Regions from separate parts of the Mus musculus genome. Here region 2 is linked to region 1. Evidence: chromatin loops called from intact Hi-C (ENCODE). Cell type or tissue: heart. All regions are shown on one strand.

Region 1 (8,000 bases):
GTCCCAACGGGTGCAGTTAAGAGTAGAGAGCGAGGCTGGAGAGAACGCTCAGCAGTTAACAGCACTCACTGCTTGGTACCTCATGGTGTGGCTCACAACCATCTGTAACTCATGTTCAGGGGATCCAACACCCTCTTCTGGCCTCTACAGGCACCAGGCACACACATGGTACATACATACATGCAGACAAACACTCATACATACGTTTAAAAAAAGAAAGAAAGAAAAAGAGTGGAGAAAGCCCAGTGTGATGGCACACACCTGTAATCCCAGCACCAGGGAATCTTGAGTTCAAAGCCAGTGTGGGCATTCTGAGAAACAAGAAAATCTACCCTTCCTAGGGCGTGGCAGTCAGGGAAAAACACTCTTGTTCCTGGAGACAATTTCAAACCAGACACTAGTTCTATTAAAAAAAAAAAAGTTAAGTCCAGCTACAACAAACACTGTAGAAAACAAGACAAATTCAGAAACAATGTTGGGCATTGAGAGACTTCACTGTGACATCATCCTCAAACAACAACTCTACTGGCTTCTTTGAAAAATTAGTGACAATTACCAGGAATCAAGATAAATTGGATTTTGACATAGCAACAGCTCAACCCTCACTAACGTAGGCTGGTACTCTCCTCCTCAAATCTCAGTGTCTAGGGAGGCTAAGATACAGAGCCCAGTCACAGCAGTGTGTGGCACTCCACTTAACCCTCCATGACTAAGCACAGATCTGTCATTTAAGGTTGAGATTCTAAAATTACTCAAAGCAGCACATACCCTGGATATGCTACATTCATAGGAGGTTTCTTTCTTTAAGTTACATTGACACACAGACTGTACATATGAGGGTTAGAGGACAGCTTTCTGGAGTCTGGTCTCTCCATATATCATGTGGTTTTCCAGGAATGGAACTTGGGTCATCAGATTTAGCAGCAAGTGCCTTAACTACTGAGACATCCTACCAGTCCCTCAGAGATTTCACAATCTAAAATTATTAACTATTCTGTATTTCTTTACTGTTGGAGCAAAAAAAATATTCAGTTCTAGAGATTGAGACTTAAAGATCCTCAGTAAATACATGCAAGGCCCCTACTTATTCTTAAAGAAAATGCATTCAAAAAGAACCAATTTGGAAGTCTAAAACCAGTGTACTGGCTAGGTCAATTTGACACAAGGTAGAGTCATCCATTTTCTTAGTTAGCGGGAGAGAGTCTGGCCTACTGTATGTGGTGCCATCCCTGGGCTGGTGGTCTTGGATTCTCTATAAAAGCAGGCTGAGCAAGCCATGGGGAGCAAGTCAGTAAGCAGCATCCATCCCTCCATGGCCTCTGCATCAGCCGCTGCCTCCAGGTTCCTGCCCTGATTAGCATAGGCTGAATAAACCCTTTCTTCCTCAAGTTGCTTTGGTCATGGTGTTCCATCACACCGCAACAGTAACCCTAACTAGGGCACCCAGTCCTTGTCACACACTCATACACATGACAGGAAAGTAGAAGGATGAGTTGGAAAGAGAAAGGATCGGTGGGGGCAGAGTAATGCGGGATAAAAGTTATCAGGAGGAGCATGTCATAGGAAACCCATCGTCATGTATAATTAACCTGTGCTGATGCAATGAGAGAGCCCGCTCTTTCTCAAGGGGAAGCTGACAAGTTAGGAAACCCATGCTGAAGGCTCGGTAGTTTCTCCAATGTGTCAGGAGGCATTCTATTGCATCAAACCACTTCATTCATTGAGTTCATTTCAATGAAGGAATCTCAAGGGCTGACTTCTCTGTGCTTAGTGTGCATTACTGACGAGACTTGATATTTCTGCTTCAATTCTGCAGAACCAATGCAATGTGCATTGTTCTGAATTTGTCACATCAATTTTTTAGGTGGATGGTTTTTTGGGGGGTGTTGAGATTTGTTTGTTTGTTTGTTTGTTTTTAAGACAGAGTCTCTCTACACAGCCCTGGATGTCCAGAACTCACTCTATAGACCAGGCTGACTTTGAACTCGCAAAGATCCACCTGCTTTGCTTTCTGAGTGATAGGATTAAAGGTGTTCATTCACCGCCATGCCAGCCAATCTGGCGTGTCTCTAACCAAACATAAAGGTACAGAAAGCGCGTTTGGTAAAAGGATAAACTGGAGATGTAGACTAATTGGTACAGTGCTTGCCTAGCATACATAAGACGCAGCACATGATCTGCATGCATCCCAGCATAAACCAGGTCTAGCAGATCGGTCCTTTAATCCTACACTTGGGAGGTAAAGGCAGGAGGATCAGACCCAGTGATATGGCTCAGTAGATGAAACACGCCACACAAATAGACAAATGGATGATCCTCAGCAACACAGTAAGCTCATGGCCACACTGGGATACAAGAAACCCTATCGTGAAAAACATGGCTATGAGTCCAGAGTGTGAGAGAAGCGCGAGAGGGACAATGGGCAGCACACTACGGAGACTACTGACCAGAGGCTGCTGCACGCATGCTCTGTGGACATACACAGCAGCACAGGAGAGACGGTATACCACACAACATGGAAGCTTCTGCATGCTCTGCAGATGTACACACTGCCCTCTTCATCTGAGGCAATGATTGGTCTCTAATTCTTAACTATGCTTTAACCTTTTCCCTTCAGGCCTACCAGCTTTGAAGATGCTCTCTCCTAGAAAGAGCCTAGAGAACCAAGAGGGACAGGTGTGACGACATCTGGAACAAGGCTAACAACAGCCAGCCCTCGAGGAAGTCAGAACTAACACGGACAATAAGTTGCATGAACTTCCACCTGCCTCGCTCAGCTGCCAATTTCTCAAGAAGGGAATTCCACAGGTACACATTACTGAGACAGAGAAAACGGAGGGTGGTTAAAAATCACATAGAGTACTCACCAGCTACAAGTATAAAAAAGGAAGCTTTTCTTAAAGCAACGGTACTGAAAAAGTATGCAGAATATATATTTATATACATACACACTCATACCCACACATGCACACACATACCACACTCATACATGCATGCACATACATACCAGATACCACATATACCCAATATAGACACCACACACACACATTTGCACATACACACCAGATACCACACCTACCATATACACACCACACTCAAACATGCATGTATGTACACACCACACATACTATCACATGCATGCACACATACCACATGCACACTGACAGACCACACATACTCACACACACATACACACACACACACATCTCAGAACAAGCTGAAGCTGAAACCCACAATGTTCGGAGACCTATGGTACAGACTCACTCTTTGATATAATTACTACTAATTAATATGAAGCAGATAAGACCTCTCCATTCCTGTTTTTCTTCTATGTTTTCTGTCAAGAAAGATAATTTTTATAGACGAAAAACCATCAATAGGCAAAATAAATGAGTAAAAAAATAAAGATACCTGCCACAATGTTCAAACACTTTAAAACTATTTCTTTTCTTTTTAAAGATTTATTTATTATATGTAAGTACACTGTAGCTGTCTTTAGACGCACCAGAAGAGGGCATCAGATCTTGTTACAGATGGTTGTGAGCCGCCATGTGGTTGCTAGGATTTGAACTCAGGACCTTCAGAAGAGCAGTCGGTGCTCTTACCTGCTGAGCCATCTCACCAGCCCTAAAACTATTTCTTTAGAGAAGGAAAAATATATTTTATTGGCAACATGGTTATAGCATTAACTTGTTCTTTTAAAAGACAGCTAGGCGTGGCTCACACTATAGCCCCACTCAGCAGATGCAGCAAGGCCAGCTCAAAGCCAGCCTTTGGAAGCTAAGTTGGAAGCTAGCTAAGGCAACCTAAGACCTTGTCTCAAAAAAACTTAACACCAAAATGAAACAAAAGATAATATAGGCGAGACATTGAGGCTTGGGTATTAATCTAGTATTCAGGGGAGACTCGGGATAGGTCACAGATTAAGGGCAGCCTGAATTACATAGGGAAACGATGTCTTTTTTCTTTTGTTTGTTTGTTTGTTTGTCTGTTTGTTTTCAAGACAGAGTTGCTCTGTGTAGCCCTGGCTGTCTTGGAACTCATTCTGTAGACCAGGCTGGCCTCGAACTCAGAAATCCACCTGCCTCTGCCTCCCAAGTATGGGATTAAAGACGTGCGCCACTACTGCCAGTCTGGGAAACCTTGTTTTACAAAATCAAACACATCAATATTTAATAAGTAACATAAGCTGAATTGTTATATTATATTATGAGATGGTTATGTGTTTTAATATCTTAAACTTTTAAAAATATACCGTGTTTTCTCTCTCTCTCTCTCTCTCTCTCTCTCTCTGGGTGCGTGCGTGCGTGCGTATACCTTAGTATCTTCCATTGTATTCATTCACCATCACTATTAGGTTTTGTTGGGAGCAAAGTACTTTGTAGAAGCTTACCTGCTATCTTAATAACAAAATACTCCTAAAACATAGTGGTTTAAGAAATAATTTACAGCTAGGTGGCGGTAGTGCGTTTCTTTAATCCCAGCACCAAGTGGATCTCTAAGTTCAAGGCAGCCTGGTATACAGAGGGAGTTCCAGTCCAGCCAAGGCTACATAGAGAAACCCTGTCTCAATTCCCACCCCACACCCATAAGAAAAAAAAAAAATCAAAAAGAACACAGATAAATGGCTTAATGATGCAATTCAAAAAGCTAGAAGAATAAGAACAAATACAAGCCCAGCTGATGGCAAGAAATAATCAAATAAAAAACAAAACAAGTGCCGGGCGTGGTGGCGCACGTCTTTAGTCCCAGCACTCGGGAGGCAGAGGCAGGCAGATTTCTCAGTTCAAGGCCAGCCTGGTCTACAAAGTGAGTTCTAGGACAGCCAGGGCTACACAGAGAAACCTTGTCTCGAAAAACCAAAAGCAAAAAAAAAAAAAAAAAAAAAAAAAAAAACAAAAACAAAGCAGAAACAAAGAAAACAGTCCAAAGAATCAATAAATCTTAGAGCTATTTTCTTTGGGAAGATAAATTCTACAGATCCTTGGCACAATTAATGAAAAGAAATAGATGACTTAAATTAACAGTCAGAAAAGAACAGGGAAACACTACAATAGACATCATAGAAATTTAGAATACTGCACATGAGTGTTTGCACTCAGTCTGCACAGAGTCGCCCACACGTTTAATCCCAGCACCCAGGAGGCAGAGGCAGGCAGCTCTCTGAGTTTGAAGCCAGCCTGGTCTATACAGTGAGTTCTAGGACAGCCAAGGCTATTACATAGAGAAACCCTGTCTCAAAAAAAACTAAACAAGCAAACAAACAAATAAAGCTTGTAGTCTAATTAAGCAGTACAATGTAAAAGAAATGGATTTCTAGACTGAAAATTACCAAAAGGAAAACAAGAAGTCAACAACCTAAACATCAAATAAGGGGACTGAAATAGTAATAAAAAACCTTCCAGCTAAAAAGTAAAGGCATTCGGGACCAGATTCACAACAAGAAGACTAGCTGTAGCTATTTAAACTATTAAGAATAAGGAAAGAAACAGGAGCATTCCCAGACTCCTGCTGTATCAATCTAATACCTACACCAGGGGCAGACACAGCAACAACAGCAAAGAAAACTACAGGCCAATATCCCAGATGAACAAAGACTCAAAAATACACAATAAAATACTTTCAAACAATATAGCAAACATTAAAAAAAAAATTATACACCATGATCAAGATGGCTTTATCTCTGAATTCAGGGATGGTTCAACATATACACATCAATGCAATAAACTACATTAATGGCCTAAAGACAAAAACAAACAAACAAACAAACAAAACAAAAAAACCACACGATTATCTCAATAGAAGCTGAAAAAGCCTTTTATAAATCCAGCATACCTTGATGATAAAAGTCCTAGAAATGTAGGGCTAGAGGGGCCATGCCGCAACACAATAAAAGCAATGTACGAGAAACCCGCAGCCAACCACATCCTCAATCAGCGGCTCCCAGCCTTCCTAACGCTGCTCCTCAGCAGTGCTGAGCCCTAGCCGCAAGCTTATTGTGATGCTACTTCACACTGTAATGTTGCTACTGTTGTAAGTCGTAACGTAAGTATCTGATATGGGGGTTGTGACACACAGGTTGAGAACTGCTGTTGCCCATGGAAGTCAGGACAGGACAGATACCCACCATTCTGTTCCTGTTCAGCTCTGCATTGTAAGCAAGAGCTGGAGCTACAAGGCAGGACGTCATCAACCCATCCCTGTCTGCAGGAGCCAAAAAGTCTACCAGAAAACTTCTAGAATGTGGGAGGATACAGAATCAACTTGTGCAAATCAATGGCTTTTCTGAACACCAACAGTAAATATACAGAGAAGGAGATCGTGGACTCACTCCATTCACAACAGAGTCAGAGAAAATAAAGTGCCTAGAAATAAACCTCACCAAGAAACGCAGGCCACAACTGCGGGGACTTTAAACCTCTGAAAGGTAACAATGGAGACATCACATGCTCCTGGACTGGGAATCAATACTGTGAAGATGACAGTGTGAACATTCAATGTCAGCCCAATCAAAATCCCCATCTCACTCTTTACACAAACGGAGAAAAACTATCCTAAAATTCACATGCTACCTCAGACAGCCAAAACAATCCTGAACAAACAGAACAGTGCTGGGCGGATTACCACTCCTGATCCTAAGATACAGTACAGGGCCACAGGAATAAACCAACATGGCACTGCCACAAAGCAGACATGCATACCAACAGAACAGAACTGAAGACCCAAGCACAAGCAAACATGACATCAGCTACTTAATGTTGCCAATGAGGTTAAAGACATATGTGGAGAAAAGCATTGCCATGGAGTCGGGAGAACAGGCAGAATGATACTAGACCTTGAACAAAAGCCAACTCCAACTGGATCAAACCCTAACCCTGAAACACTGGAACTGCCAGAAAGAAATAAAAGTGTCTTATCTGATGGAGGTGAAGAAAAGGACTCCATCTCCTAAGAAGTAAGGACAACTGACAAATTGGACTTTATAAAACTAAGCAGTGTGTGCACAGTGAAAGATGATCACCTGGCTGGAGAGAAGGCCCGTGTATAAGAACACTGGTGTCCTTGCCATGCACTCTGGTCGAGTCAGCTTGACAGGCCAAGAGGCTTGGAAGCTACTCACGAGGCAGAGTTTCACGGAAACTCACCTCCTGGAGTCTGGCGTCCTCTCTAACCCATACATTAATATTCCATTCCCGCGTTAGTCTGGTGTATGGATCCACGTGCTCTCTTTTAGTATTATCCTACTATAAGTGCCTTTTAAGATTGAATTCTGGCATAGCTAAAGCCTTCGCCAGTGTTCCAATGTCCTAGAAAGTCCTTGAGCAGACCACGGGCTTGGAATTCAGAAAGAATGTTGCCTATTCAGTGACATTCAGAATTGCCTCTGGTATTACACTATCACTTTGAATAAAAGCTAGGTCACTGCCCTGCACAGGAATTTACCATCATCTAGGAAGAAGGAAGTTTCAGACCTAAGGAGAAACCAGAGTAGATACATAGAACTATAGATAGCTGAGTTACACCCATACACACGTATTTAAATTGGCCTAGGGGGAAGGTGGACTATACAATAGACTAAAATAGGAACTATGGCAAGGGCACAAAGCCCTTGACCCTAAGATTAAGTGAATCTTAGGTGGAGCTCCTTTTGATCCCAGTTGTTAACAATGAATTCTATCCCAGGTGGTCCCTGTTAGACCTTCTGTGTTTGCATTCCTCTGTTTTATGTAAAGAATCCAGTAACCTCTTTGTACCTTGCTGGTGTGTCACCCAACTTCCTTATTTTCTTCTGTAAAAAAAGTTTGATGCTCGATTTGACAAATTACATTCAGATTCTACACAACCTCTCCTGTGTGCATCTGTCTGTCATTCCATCCAACGCTTTGCCCACCCGTGACTAGAGACCCCGTTCCATGCAGACAAAGGGGCCCAGAGGGTTTGCAGCATGTCCTGAGTTTAATTCCCTGATCCCACCCACATGATGGCTCACAACCATCTGC
Region 2 (8,000 bases), 99 kb after region 1:
CGCTTGTGGAGGTCGCTTGTGGAGGTCGCTTGTGGAAGGCCCTAACTTTGACCCCCAGTTCCTGCCATTGTGGAGGTCGCTTGTGGAAGGCCCTAACTTTGACCCCCAGTTCCTGCCAGTTTTCCCAAAGAAAGAAACAAGTTCTCCCTCTCTCCCCTTCTGAGCTTCCAAGAAAGGCCGCACTTCAGGGTAGGTAGGTAGCCAGGGTAGAGGGCCACCACTTTAAGGCTCTGCCCAGATCCTAACCACCACAGGCCTTCAGATCCCTCACACAGCTGTCTTTGTGTTGACCCAGATCCTAGCTGATTCCTTTGTGCCTCCTGTCTCCAGAGCCGCCAGTTCTCTTATCGAGAGGAGGCATCAGATCCGTTGCCACCTGAAGCTGCCAACCTGCTTATTTGCTCTAGACCTGCCTGACAGGGTCACTCCCACAGCCCTCGGTCCTTAGGAGTGCCAGCCGGAATCCAGTCCCTCTGCCCTGCATATCTGCTGTGACCGGCAGCTGGGTGGGCAGCTGGGTGAAGGAAACCTCCGGAGCAGTAGACCATGCCAGAAAGAACACACCTGGGGAATCACTCAGGCTGGGCACAGCCAGCCCTGCTTCCTCTGCTCTGATCAGCGGCACGACGGGAAATTTTCTTTTGGTTTCTTTCTTTTAAACTGGGCAGTTTTTTGTTTGGTTGGTTTAGTTTTTGGTTTTGGTTTTGAAATCACTGAAAACTTCTTAACTTTCTTAAACTCAGATTTTGTTTTTTCGATAAGATGAGAATAAAACCTTCTTAGTGTGGTGAGAAAATTGTTCAGTGTAAAAGTGCTGAGTATCCAGCACGGCACCTGGGAGGAGGCCACTGTGAACCCTGGGTGGCATGGGGTGGGGTGGGGTGGCCAGACCTCCTGAGACAGGGTTCTGACGGACCGAACATGGCCAGCAGCTTGATCCACAATAATCTCAGGGGCCTATGACAATGTCTTTTAGTGATTTTATTTTAGTGACTTAAATTTCCTTTAAAGTCAAGGTAATAAATAATACTAAGATTGCCATATCAACCAATTAGTTATTCATTACAATATCTTCATCCATAAGTACTCATTGTTATAGACATAGACATTATTATATTAACATTATATTAATGCTATATACAAGGTCTTATCTTGGTGGCATTGAAAAACATATTTTAAACTGTTTGGGGTTTTTTGGGTTTGGTTTATTTTATTTTATTTTATTTATTTATTTTAGGGAATCCTGGCTGATCACTAGCCGTCTCTCTTGTGCTTGGATGTATGCTCAGACCTAGTGGGCAGGAAACTGTGTGCTGCATCCTACAAGTCCACCCACCCAGGACACTTGTTGAACCAAGAACACACAACTCAGCAACAGTGTAACACTATGATTTAAAAACATGCAAGGAGCCAGTGAGTTGGTCCCCAGGTGAAGGCACCTGCTGCCAAGCCGGACCTGAGTTAGAAACCCAGGTGGTGGAAGAAGAGAACTGACTCCAGAAAGTTGCCCTTTGACCTCCAGCATGTGCAAGCTGAAGAGGGGGGACAACACACAAGTGCACACAGACACACATATGTACAACATGAATAAATAAATGTTTAAGAAACAGACATAGTGCCGAGCAGTGGTGGCGCACGCCTTTAATCCCAGCACTTGGGAGGCAGAGGCAGGATTTCTGAGTTTGAGGCCAGCCTGGTCTACAAAGTGAGTTCCAGGATAGCCAGGGCTATACAGAAAAACCCTGTCTCGAAAAACAAAACAAAACAATCAGAAACGGACATAGTCTCCAACAAGACACTTTTCTCCAGATGTCCAGGTGACCAACAAGCACACAAGAACATGCTTGGACATCACTAGTCACTAGGGAAACAAAGTCACAACGAGACACCATCTCCCACCCACTAAGACACTAGTGCCACACTTGCCCTGAATAACACACACCTGTTAGAGAGGGTGTGGAGAAATCAGAACCTTTGTATGCTGCTGGTGGAGATATAAATAACACAGCTACTAAGAAAAACTCTATCATGGTTCTTTTCAAATATATCAATTGCTATATATTAACAACAACTCCACTTTGGGATATACATCCAGAAGAATTAAAAGTAAAAGCAAATGTCAACCAGAACAGACGGCATGGATGTCCCTTGAAGTATTGTGCTAGATGAAATAACCAGACGGGAAGGGGTAAACACTGAGCCTCACTTCACTCTTCTAGAGACTTTGTTGCAAAGCTCGCCTCCCACTCCAGAGCCTTTACCCACCAGCCTGAAGGGCTGTCCTCCGTTCCTCTTTGCCCACCACTTCTCACCAAGCAGCAGTCTGAATCACGTGCTCCACTAGTTCCAGGAGAAACTGCCTCAGATTTTGCCTTCCCCGGGTTCTCCCTCCCCGAACTTCATATCAGCAAAAAACAGTGTCCCTCAAAGTGAACGTTTGTTCTATACATAAGAAAACAAGTTAGTTCCTCCCACACCCAGGCTGGCACAAGGTGAAACCAATTAATATGTAAATATCCGTCAGCGCGCCAGAACCAGCCTGATTAGGAAAGGAAAGGTGAGACTCAATTCACCACCTGGCTCCTAGAATTTTTAAACACACCCCACATCCCTCTAGCCCAGGCTAGACTTAAATTCACTATTTAGCTGAGGATAACCTTGAGTTTCTGGTACTCCCGCCTCTACGTCCCAAGTTGCAGGGACTGCAGGCACAAGCCATCAAAATGGGTTTCATCTCAAGTTCTCTACCAATTAAGCGACATCACGAGTCCTCCCGGTTATCTTTAGAAGATTCCCTTTCTCCTTTACTTAACTACTGGGGTGAATGTAAAAATGGCTCCTTTGGGCATCAAAGAACTTCCTAAACCCAGGTGACTCGCAGTGCTTGGAATTGGTCCGGTCCAGACTTGAGAATAAAATAGCGCAAAAGGGCACACTGAAGTTGAATTCTGTTTTCTTGGAGCTTTTTCCTGCGTGAGGCCCGACAGCGGGTTGGTAGGGGTAGGGTGGGGTGGAGTGGGGTGGGGATGGGTGAGTCTTCCAGTCTACACTGAGTGAGGCCTCGCGGAATTCCAAGACCTGTTCTGGGGTGGGAATTCTTAAACAGCCCCCCTACTCCATAACTTTCATCACCTACCTTCAGGAGAAGGTGTGGCCGGTAGGTTGTTCATCGTTGCTGAGGGCAGGCTATTTCGTAGGGTCAGATCTGTGGGAAGAAGGACGGACAAGAATGAGGTGGACGGGCTCCTGAGGTCGCAGGGCTTGTAGATCCCAGGAGAGCCTCGGGCGCCAGGTTTTCCCCGAGTCCCTTCCCCTGGATATATCCACTCTCTTCCTTTCGGTTCTAATCAGCTTCCATAAACAAATCCTTCCCCCAAGAGCTGACCCTGGTCGCAGGGTCGGGGAATGGGTGGCGTTGGTGACCCTTTCCCCAGGCCTGGGAAAGTTAAGCAAGGGTCGGCCCGGTTGCGCCCATGAGCGATCCGGGTCCCTTAGCCACCTGCATTACCTGGGCTTCCAGGGCCAGGAGCCCCGCCGAGCCGTCCGCTGGGTGCGCCCCGCTCCCCGGGGATCCCGCGTGCCCCGGGCCCGCGCCCTGGCCGTCGAGTGTCCCTGCAGCCGCGCAGTACCCGTGCGGGTCAGGTCGCAGGCGCGCGGCGGCCGAGTGCGGGCTCCGGGCTTCCGCGCAGCGCGCTCACCTTTCCAGTCCGACGGGCGGGCAGGGCCGGGCGCCGCGCGTCCTTTTGAACTCGCCGGGGTGGGAGCGGCCGAGAGTCGCCGGAGCCGCGCCCGGGACCCCGCGCCGAGCGGCCGCCGAGCCCGGACCGCGGTGGGAGGGACAGGAAGGAGCTCGGGGCCGCCCTCAGCAGGTTCCCCCGGGAGGAAAGGCCACTGTCCGGAGCCGCTCCGCCCCCGTGCCGGGCTCGGCCGGGGTCGGCAGCGCCAGCTGTAGGGCGAGCGAGGGGCGTGTCCCGCGGGAGCTCAGTCACGCGTGGGCCCTCTGGAGTCCGCGACTTCGGGGCGACTTAGCCGAGCACCTCCCGGGGCCACCTGGACCTTCCGCGTGCGACCTTCCCAGGAGGCGGTGGAGCGTGGAGAGGGTAGGAGGTGTGGCTGTGGGCTGTTTAGGATTAAAAGCTCCAGCGTAAGTGCTTGCCAGCTGGGTGGCTGTGGGCACATTCCTGAACACCTCAGTAGTCGGTTTCCTCATCCCTAAAATGGGGACTGAAAGTGGCAATTCCCGTAAGGCCGTTTTACAGCCTTGGTCCTAGCCCGAGGCAAGCGCCTTGATTTAAATATTCATCAGTGCTGTACTTTAGCAGCAGTTGGACTCACGTCAGTGACAGGAAATGCTCCCAAATTAACTAGAGGAACTCGTTGACTAAGAGGCAATAATTCTATATAACAGGCTCTGGAGGTGGTCCCGCTGTGTAAGCTAGCGCAGGTTACTTCTGATTCTTTGGGCAAAGCTGTGTGAACTCAGGGTTAGGGTTATTGCGGAGCTCCAATGAGTTGCCTAGAACCTCACCTAGCACATGATAATGTGCTCAAAAAACACTGGCCAGGTTACCTGGGTAGCTCACTGAGGGTCGGACCTGACCAACCACACTTGGCTTTCATGTCTTTTTTTTTTTTTTTCTTTAAAATATAACCTTTAAAAGTTGCTTTGGGGGGCGGGGGAGGGGGGGAGAGGGGTTAGCTGGAGAAAGGCTCCCAGTAGTTCACAACGTCCTGTGATTCAGTTTCAGGAGATCTTGATGCCCTCTTCTGGCCTCCACCGGCACCGGCAGGCTCACTTAAAACTTTGCTGGGGCTGATGAGAAAGCTTAGTCAGTGAAGATACCTAACTGCCTTGTAAAGCTAACAACTGAGTTTCCCAGAAACCACAAGCTGGCCTCAGGTTAGGACCCACTGCCTCAGCTTTGGTATTGCTGGCACGACAGGTTGGCACATGACACCCAGTCTATACCCAGACGCAGCCTGTCAACACTGTCCAGAGTCTGGGGAGCAGGGACTCAGGATGCGTCTGTGTCAGACCTCCATAAGGAGTCAAGTGAATCGATGATGGACACGGTCTCACATGGACAGCCAGTCTTCTCCAAGAGTGAAACTTAAGCCTCGGAAACTGAAGCAGCCATGCTTTTGTCAACAGACCTCTAGGGACCTCAGGGCAGACAAGAGACAGGTGACATTTATCTTCGCCTGGCTTTATTGGCTTCCTTGTGCTTCTACTGGGGTGGCCGTGTTCTGTGTCCTTGCCTTTTTCCTGGATGATGTCTGGGCCAACTGTTCAGTTCCCGGCTGAGACTGTCCACACTACCCAAGCATGTGGGCCCTTTCCTTCCCCCTTGGATGCTTCCTTGGGATCGCAGTAAAGTACCATGTTCACAGCGTAGTGCATTTTCCACTCTAGCTGTGCCTCTGTTGTAGCAGTTACTGACTTACCCCCCACCCCCATCAGACAGGAAGTCCTACAACTTGGACATGGCCTACTCCCCCAAAGAGTTCCCATTTTATTGGGGGGGGGAGAGACAAAGACAAAGCAAACCCCATAAGCAAAAGGCTTGAACTGGGTTTCTCCAGACTTTTTTTTTAAAGACAGCAGCACCTGTATCACATAGCAAAAGCTGACCTTGAAGTTCTGGTCCTCCCACCTCCGAGGACTGATCTTGGCAGGTAGGTGTCTGCCCACCTGCCTGGTTTATGTAGTGCTGGGGAATCAAATCCAGGCCTCCGAGGATGTTAGACAAGCATGCTACCAACTCAAGTGCCCGTGCAGCCTGAGGGTTTGTCAGATGGTGGACCTGGAGCAGAGGTGCCTCTATTCCCAGCCCGTTCTTACCCTTCCATGACACCCTAGTTAGCCTGGAGTAGTGATCCTGACTGCCACAGGAGGGAGTGCCTGGGGGAGAGCTAGAACGGGCAGAGCCGGCAGTGGGGTTATTTGAAAATCTCTCGGGAGGCACCCTCCCAGGACTACTGTATAGAGAGCTGTGAAGGGCAGTCTTTCAAAGTGAGAAAAAGAGGGCTTGATTTCGGAAGATGATGATTCCTAAGGGTTTGGGTACAGGAAGCTGTGCCCCGACATGGACCCTCCATCACCGTGTGTGCTTGCTTGCTTGCTTGCTTATCCCGGGCCACTGTGTGTGAACCTATATGTTCATCACAGGGTCAGGAAGGACTGTCCTCCAGAGGCCTGTGCTGGGTAGAGACAGGCTCATCTGCACTCAAAAGGGTTTGGGGAAGTATTGATCACGGAAGCATTTTCTTGATGGATGAAAAAATAACTCGGTTACCAGCCTCTCCCTGTGCTGGACAGTATACTGTACACAAAAGTAGAATGGAAAAATTACTCCCAGATATAAACACAGAACCCCAGCTCCTATGTGGACACACTTACTGGAAAATCCTGTATGTGCCTCAAATTCTGTGTCCTGCGTTAGGGGACTGTGGGCCCTCTAGAATTGGTGTTTGTAGCTCAGGACATAATTTTTTTTTTTTTTTTTTTTTTTTATAATTAATTTATTTATTATATGTAAGTACACTGTTGCTGTCTTCAGACACTCCAGAAGAGGGAGTCAGATTTTGTTACGGATGGTTGTGAGCCACCATGTGGTTGCTGGGATTTGAACTCCTTTTTTGCTGGGATTTGAACTTGACCTTCGGAAGAGCAGTCGGGTGCTCTTACCCACTGAGCCATCTCACCAGCCCCAGCTCAGGACATAATTGATGTACAATAAACAGTCCATCATAGTACTGCACTGTTGTATGAGTCTCCTCCCATGTACACACCCACCAAATGACCCTCATAACAGTAAAAATTATGATGGTTCATAATTACTATCAAAGGCCCTCCTTGCCCCAACCCACCACATTCCTGTCAACATAGACATGTTGTCCCCTGCCCTAGTAGTGGCAGGCACCATTCCTACATCCTTGCTGTAGGATGGCCACATTGTACAAAAGGAACGAGCCAGTTCTTTCTCTAGTGTACACGTATCTGGGGAGGATGTTGCAGCCAGGCAGGCCGTATCAGCAGCTGAGGCCAGGCAGCAGATCTGTCCCCCTCCGTGGATTCCCCAGACTGGTTGGTCTCGTCTTTCCTGTGCCTAGCTGTTCTTCCAGCAGCTCTGTGAACCGCCTACCTGCAAAGGCAATCCTCTATTTCTTCATCTCGTCCATTCCTTGCCTGCAACCAGAGGATCCAGATAACTGAGGTTCCCACCAGAGGGTCCGGATAACCGAGGTCCCCTCTGTAGTCATTTCCAGAGAGTGACAGGGCGAGTCCTGTCTCTCAAGTTTAACCTTGGGTAACTTCTCACCAGTGTGCATTTTCCTCTAAAACACGTCAGCCCTGGCAGGTCTGCTCGGCACCCTCATGTTTGGCGCTGTGTCTCTGTATTTAACACACAGGAGGTTCTCGCAAGGAGTGACTGGTGTGACCTGTCAGCTGTACTGAGAACAAAGGTAGGTTGGGCGTGGCAGCACACACTTGTCATCTTAGCAAGTGGAGGCAGTGGCAGGATATGTGAGCCAACCCAGGCTACACTGAGACCCTGTTTCAAAAGACCAAAGATGTCTGCATGCGTGAGAGCAGGGGAGGGCTGGGATGGGGGGAGGATGAGGGAACAAAGGCAGAGCAGGTGACAGAGCCCCAGAGCCACTGTGTTTTTACAAAAGTTTGCTCTGATAGCACTTGGCCTGGAACTTCTGACCCTGTGCATAATGCCATCCCGGCCAAATTCCTGTCTGTGTCCCCCACCCTCCCCCACCCCACCCTGTCTTTCATAGCTGCATCCATCTGGATCAGACCTTCATTCACAGGGCACCAGGCTGTAGAGATGACATGGCTCCGACTCCAGCAGACAGCCCTTTCCCACAGTGTCTGCTGCTGTAGGAATGCACTCAGAGAAGCATTCCAGCCAGGATGCTCGTGACCTGGGGTCGGTGTGTGACGAAAGCCTTCTGAACCTGGGCAGAAACCATTACCCCGTCTAAGT

What was found. A loop is a pair of places that touch in the nucleus more often than their neighbours do. Peaks named below come from ENCODE experiments on the same cell type or tissue, not always from the same donor. Only the 100,000 strongest peaks of a DNase experiment are listed, where the experiment ranks them.
Region 2: a loop joins it to region 1, with 7 times the contacts of the local background. A loop is called at or near these places in 2 of 42 quality-filtered maps.

The regions. Positions count from the first base shown.
Region 1 is chr15:100,533,641-100,541,640 of GRCm38, forward strand. The region is part of intron 2 of Tfcp2 (transcription factor CP2); the gene reads right to left. Among named protein-coding and RNA genes, the nearest start is that of Tfcp2, 14 kb to the right of the region's middle. In heart, a CTCF peak has its summit at 4,451; no DNase peak of the experiment used is centred here.
Region 2 is chr15:100,633,051-100,641,050 of GRCm38, forward strand. It overlaps Smagp (small cell adhesion glycoprotein), which reads right to left and starts at 3,890. Exons shown (of 4, transcript NM_174992.4): 1 at 3,509-3,890; 2 at 3,137-3,205. The coding sequence starts at 3,170. In heart, a CTCF peak has its summit at 4,777 (motif pointing left); DNase peaks (open chromatin) are centred at 451, 3,841, 4,791 and 7,471; H3K4me3 peaks cover 2,302 bases; H3K27ac peaks cover 2,189 bases; H3K27me3 peaks cover 4,243 bases.